Regions from separate parts of the Mus musculus genome. Here region 2 is linked to region 1. The links are chromatin contacts, found by Hi-C or POLR2A ChIA-PET in ENCODE. All regions are on one chromosome and are shown on one strand. Each heading gives the region's core, a stretch centred on a gene start or an enhancer-like site at or near the end of the contact. The rest is flanking DNA. Distances are from core to core; before and after follow the strand shown.

Region 1 (3,328 bases), core at 441-2,940:
TGTAGATGGCCCCTCTGCAAAGTCTGTCTGACTTCTTCTCATCCTTAAACTCCTCTGGTTCCAGGACTAGGGGTCTTAGTAAAGCAATGCTTATGTGTAGTTAGTCACCTACACTAAAATAGGGACCATAGATCGATGAAATGTCCTCCCACCACCTGACTCGGTATTGAGTACAAACAGAAAATGCTTATCTAGGGAATGAATGGCTCTTGAGACAGAATCATTAAACGCCTACTAAGCAGGACACTACTAAACACAACTGATCATACAGGAAATGAAGCAGTCCTCAACCGCTCTTCAGATTTCCACGTTTGATGAGCATAGTCTTGTACGGCTTTATCTCGGGGAAATGTTTCCCCTTTTTGGTTTTCAGGGTTTTTTTTTTTTTGGTTTTGTTTGTTTGTTTGTTGTTTCGTGAGAGTGTAATACTTTGAACACTACTGAAAGGAATTCCTATCTAAAAGAGTGCACTTCTTTTACAGAGCTATGTCACACCAGCATTTGGCCCTCTGCTGAAAAAAGTAAAAAGAAGTCTCAAATGCCTTTTTCGCCCTCTAGTGTTACAAATGTGGGGGCAGCACTGTATCATGTGAGTGTAAAATATCTCCTACCTGCTGCATGATATGAATTGGTAGCTTTATCAAAGATGGTTCCAATATTACTCAGGATGTCTTCTTTACAGATGATTTAAAAGCTAATTATATGTCTATAATATACATACATATATATAATATACATATAATTATATATGTACAATACACACACATGTATGTATATGTGTATACTTATATACATATATATATTGTGCTGGTACCCTAATGGTCACAGACCTGTGCTGTTTCTAGTTGTTTGGTGGTGTTTTTCTGTTTGTTTGTTTTTAAGGCGAGGCTAGACGTCTACAATTTTGTTCAGATGACTACAGGACCTGAAAAAGCTGTTGTTATTACTGATGCATAACATACTATTATTGCTCTTTATACATATACATAGATATATATACATATATAAAAATATATACACATATATAAATATATACACATATAAACATATACCTATATTTAAAATAATATTAATATATTATATGTTAATATATATTATATAATATATTAAATATGTATATATATTAAACACACGTTTAATTTTTGAAAACTGTACTTGTGTTTTCAACCATGTTGAGTTGTCATTGTACCAAAATCAGCAGCCATATTAGTCTAGAAACATCAAGCTAATTTCTTTTCCATTTGTACAGGCTTACTTCACTGTATTACATAGGTAAAACCTTATCTGTGTGAGTTCGATTACAGAAACTAATATTCTCTAAATAAGGGGGTGACGTTTCCACATTCAAATTTCTGGATTATGTGAGTTAGCAGGAACCTCTGCCATTGATCTGGCACCGTAAAGGAAACAAATCCGGAGTGATAGGCACAGCGAACCCACAGACTCGGGGGCCCACGCTGTATCTCCGGATCCCCCGACGCCGGGCTGTCGGTGCCCCTCCACCCCAGAGTGGATGCTGCGGCTGGCTCCGGGTCCATCAGCTCCCGAGAGGAAGCGCACTCACTTGATGGAGACGTGAAGGACAGGCTTTCGCGACTCTGCGATTCCCCTAGGCTCGCCAGCTCGGCAGGCTGGAGGGAGCTGGGCTCTAGGACAGAGCGGGCCTCGGTTGCTGGGGCGACCGGGCGACCTCTCACCCGGAAGCAAAAGTGCAAGAAGCCAATCAGAAGACACCTGGGCGGGGCGGCTGCTGCGGGTGAGGTCCAAGAGGGAAGCTGAACCCAGCCCGGACCCCGACCCTGGGTGCCGCCTCCTGAGCTCCGCAGCCAGCAACGCTACGAGCCAGGTACGGCCTGACGTGGCATGTGCGGGGCCGCGCGGGTTCGGGGTTGCCAGGCCCGCCTGCCGCCTCCCCTCTCTAGTGATCACATCCGAGGACCATGCAGCCCCTATGGTCCTGCCTGTCAGCCCAGGGGCAGTGAACCTGGACCTGCAGAATCCTGGGGAACCCCGGGATCTGCAGTCGAGGTCGTCCACACCCACGGCTCCGAGCAAGGTTGAAAAGGAGGGGCGCCAGCCCCATTTCCTGTCTGTGGCTCGGTGGCGACCCGAGGGGCTGTTTGGGGAAAGGGTTGGAGAAGATGGATGTTGAAGAAAGGAACCTTGCATGACTAGGTATCTGAATGGAGCTGGGGGAATGTATAGTGGTCAGAGGTTTGCCTGGGAGGCAAGCGGTGTGGGTTCAGTTTTCATCACCTCAGCTTGACGATGCTGTACGTGGGAGCCAAACTTGGGTGTGAAACAAAGGATCCTTTTAGAGCCAAACTTGGATCCAGTGTCTATGGTAAAGAAAGATGAAATCTTAGCAGGCTACATAGATAGTGGGATTCCTCCCTGCGGACTAGATAACCTAATTTGTATTCTACAGAAAACGTCTGGGGAATGTGATATCGGATGCCGCTATAATCGGTAAATCTTGGTTCAGATTTTTGCGTGAAAATTACAGCTCAAGTTGAAAATGTAACCTTTTCTGGGTTGGTGTGAGGCAACTTGTTTTAAGTCAGTACAGAATCTTCTTGCCTTTTTTTTTTCCTCAGCCATTTCTCAATGTATGAATTGACCCCAGCTGGGTGGTTTGGGTGGTAAGATGTTTGATGTTTTCCTTTCTTCCTACGTAAAAAAAACAAAAAGACAAAAACCCGATATGCAGCTGGGCGTGGTAGTGCACGCCTTTGGAAACAGAGGCAGATGGATCTCTGTAAGTTTGAAGCCAACCTGGTCTACAAAGCGAGTTCCAGGGCAGCCAGTGCTATTTACACAGAGAAACCCTGTCTGGAAAGACATAAAGGTGGGGGGAGGGGGGTGGGAGAATGCGATTATTGAAAATTCAGTTTGTGCCATTCCTTCAGTCACATGTTAATCATTTCATGTCATTATGGTTTTGTGAGTGTATGTATATACTGCTGTCCTTTGGAGAGCTCGTGGTTGGGGCTCAGGATGTCTTGCCTAGTGGGGATCTAGGGTTAGAGAGTAGTTAAAATAATTGAGGGGTGTTGTTTGTTAGTTTGTTTTTGTTTTCTAAGACAGTTTCTCTGTGTAGCCCTGGCTGGCTTGGAACTCACTCTGTGGACCAGGCTGGCTTCCAACTCACAGATCCACCTGCCTCTAAAGGTGTCTGCCACCACTGCTTGGCAAGTTTTACACTTTAAATTGAAAGAGGACATTATTTGTGTTTTTGTTTGGTTTCTCTATGGTGTTTGGCCACTTGTGGGGAGGGGGGGTCCCACTCACCTAGGAGAAACTGTCTTTCCTGATTCTAGCTAATGAC
Region 2 (3,328 bases), core at 250-2,749, 190 kb before region 1:
GCTGAGATTGGCCTTGCTCCTCTGCATCTACCTCTCTCCTGAGGGCTGGGATTAGCGGCTGCATCACTTCTCGCAGCTTGAAATGTGTTTTAATAACGAGAAGCCAAGGAATAGTTTTCTATAATAGTTGATTTGGTTCAGTCACTTAAGACCACACAAACCAGTTGTTGAAAATAACTGATATATCAGTTGTTCTCTGAAATTCCTTTTCTAAGTCCTTCCTAAGCTATAATTCCTCTGCCTTTCTCTTTAAAAAATTATATTTATCTTGTGTGTGGTGCACCTGCCATTGGCCATGTGTAGAGATCAGACGAACTTCTGGGAGTCAGTTTTTCTGCTCCCAGCGTTTGGGTATCTAAGACAGAACTTGGGTTCCCAGTCTTGGCTGCACCTGCTCTTTCCTGGCTGAGCCCTCCCACCAGCAGGTCTGCTGTTGTCTTACTACTCTGATGGTTAATGGATGGACTTCAAACTATTACTGAACACGTTCAAAATGAGGGGGACTTCTTTTTTTTTAAGATGCAAATCTGTACATGTATTATAAAAGGAAAGGCTTGTAGATTTCATTCAGATCCTAAGAGGTAGTCTAAAAGATGGTGGTTTCAAACATTTTTCATCTGTGAGATCTTGTTTATTGTACTACAAAACAGCATGGTTCTTCCAACTGTCTTCTCATCTATGAAATGAAAACTGAAAACTAAGACGTTTTACTAAGAAAGCGTTCAATGATAGAGCACATGTGCCACAGCGTTGCACAGTGCCACTACAGGAAGCAAGTCCATCCTTAGGATGGACGGACAATTCATAGATACTGCTTTTATAGCATTCTGTGATTTTCATATCTCTATCCTGGGTCCTGTACCAAGGCGAGGTGAGGGCTGGGGGGAAATCCCTCCCTTCCAGAAGCTAATTATCCAGTTGAAGCTATGAAAGATCCCAAGCAGGATGGACTAAATCCATAAATAAAAGCTTGTGGGTTTGAATAGACACATGATCAATAAATACTACACGTATGCGTTACGTCCTCATGGCATGGAAAGGCAGATGGAAACAGGCAATCTCTCCTCCCACTAGACAAACACTGAGCAGTCGGGCCTTTTGTTTTTTTTTTTTTTTTGTTTTGTTTTGTTTTGTTTTTGTGAGAGGGATCTATCTTTTGTGCAATCTGTTTAGTATACAGTGCATGCTCGGGGCACTCCTTATCTTCGTGCTGGGAACAAAGTACACACACCCCTTTTCTGAAACACAGGGCCTAGGATCTCCTAGAGCTGGATGGGCTCCCGGGCTGTGGGACCACACAAAAGGGGCGCTTCGCCTGCTCGCAGGCCCCCACACCCAGGTTCTCGGGTCGCGGGTTCGCCTTCAGGGTCCTTCAGCCCCGCCTCTGCGAGTGCCCTCCCCAGCCTCTGGCGCGCACCCCTCCTCATCCGCGGGCAGCCGGAAAACCCGGAGCGAACCGGCCCGGGCCAGCGGCGCATGCTCAGTTGCGAGCAGGTTCAGTTTGCTAGTAGGAAGCTCCGGCGCTACACCGGCGGCGGCAGCGGCAGCGGTAGCAGCAGCGGCGGCGACGGCCAAGCGGCCGGATTCCCCGGCAGCGACCTCGGGCCCTCCCCGTTCCCCACCGACCCCTGCTCCCGCTTCGTCCCGTTCTGGGCCTCTCGCTTGAGTTCCCCGCTGGCGAGCGGGCGCCACCGGCCGGAGCGTCCATCCACGCGCCGTCTCTCGGCGGGCCAGGCCGTGCCGGGGAGCGCAGCCCCGGCGGAGGGCGGCCCGGGGCGGAGCGGGGGGCCTGCCCCGGGGCGGTGGTGCGGGATGCCGCCGCCGCCGCCGCCGGGTTGCGTTGGCTCTCGGCGAGCGGCGCGCGTGTCGGGTGGGTGTCCGGCCGCGGGCCTCGCCCCCCAGACTCCTCGCCAGCGCTAGCCGGGCCGCGCGGCGCCCCGAGGGGGCCGGGCCGTGCACGGGCTGTGGCCCTTCTCCGCGCCGCGAGCCGCCGCCCCTCCGCCCGCCCCGAGGCGCCCCGCGGGCACCATGCAGGCGCAGCAGCTGCCTTACGAGTTTTTCAGCGAGGAGAACGCGCCCAAGTGGCGGGGGCTGCTGGTGCCTGCGCTGAAAAAGGTAGGGGCGCGGAACCCGCTTCCCGGCCGCAGTCCGCGCGGGGCTGGGCGAGGGTGGGGAGGCGGGGCGCCACTGTCGTCTTTCTTCCCGGTCTCGGATCTCGGGGAGGTCTGCTCGGGCTGCGAGGTTCCCCGCGTCCGCTGCTCCAGCTGTTGACACTCGCCCGGGGTGCGTGGGAAGGCCGCACACAGTCGGGGAGGGTTGGTCTGGATCATCCAAGCGCGGAGGCGGGGGTTGGAGGAGCCTCGGTTTTCCGTGGAGGTCAACGAAGGCCATTGCCTACCTTCTCGATCTTCCGAACTGCGGTCAACCTCTCGTTTTAGGAGTCCGGTACTCTCACTGGCTCGAAAGTGCCTTGGCCACAGTGCTTGCCTAAGTAATTGCGAGGTTGCCTGCCAGCAAGAACATGGCCTGCTCGGCTGTGCTCGTCCTCAGTCATAACTCCCCGTTTTCTTGACCCCCTCCCCCATTACAGCGGTGATGCACATGCCACTGTATTCAGATTGGTTCTTTTGAAGTGTCTGAGAATCTTTGAACGTCATTTGGTTTGGTGTTTTGCATCTTTTTATTTGGAAATGTTGCTACATTTTAAAAGCTTCTAAAGCAACTGTCTGTCCTTTGGTTAGGCATTTTGGATTTTTGTTTGCCAGTGGTTAAAGTTATTCGTGAATGTTGCTACATTTTAACAGCTTCTACAGCAACACTTAGTGACATAGTAAATACTGTACTAAGACATCTGAAACAGGTGTGCTTGAATGGATTTTAAAACAACCAGATTGGTTTTTGTTTTCATTTGCCTTACCTGTAGAAATTGTTTTACAATTTAATCTCCCATTTCTTGTTGCTCAGATGATTTTCGTGCTATCTTTGCTAAAATGCAGTTTTGTTACTACTGAGTACCTGGCGTTTACTGTGCCATTATGCAGAGCCTTTCTATTTTACCAGAAAGTCTTGAAAGGTATTTCATACTCCCAGAGGCCAGTACCTTTCAGTTTCTCGTCTGCCCTGTTCTCCCCTTCCCCTCTTGGTATGTTATGTGGAAACTGTTGGCTTTGTTGGAAGACTTTGCTTTTATCTTTCAGACTTAGGTTCCTGCGCTTTATCCTCAAGTGTCTCCCTACTTACAAACCTCTGTATGTTTTCTAAGAAAATCAAAGAGACCACCTTGTTGTGCATCCTTAATGACTCCATGAGACTTCAGTCCATTTCTACA

What was found. Hi-C counts contacts between places; a loop is a spot of excess contacts on that map. ChIA-PET counts read pairs that join two places held with the same protein, here RNA polymerase II (POLR2A).
Region 2: a map of left cerebral cortex shows a loop between it and region 1 (6-fold over the local background). The contact joins the promoter of Sos1 here to the promoter of Morn2 in region 1. A Hi-C loop is called at or near these places in 2 of 37 maps with a recorded cell type or tissue (both left cerebral cortex). POLR2A ChIA-PET finds 5 or more read pairs at or near these places in 3 of 5 experiments (Patski and embryonic stem cell).

The regions. Positions count from the first base shown.
Region 1 is chr17:80,288,574-80,291,901 of GRCm38, reverse strand. It overlaps Morn2 (MORN repeat containing 2), which reads right to left and starts at 1,690. Exons shown (of 5, transcript NM_194269.2): 1 at 1,565-1,690. Dhx57 (DEAH (Asp-Glu-Ala-Asp/His) box polypeptide 57) reads left to right here and starts at 1,426. Exons shown (of 24, transcript NM_001163759.1): 1 at 1,426-1,846.
Region 2 is chr17:80,478,624-80,481,951 of GRCm38, reverse strand. Sos1 (SOS Ras/Rac guanine nucleotide exchange factor 1) reads left to right here and starts at 1,499. Exons shown (of 22, transcript NM_009231.2): 1 at 1,499-2,115. The coding sequence starts at 2,029.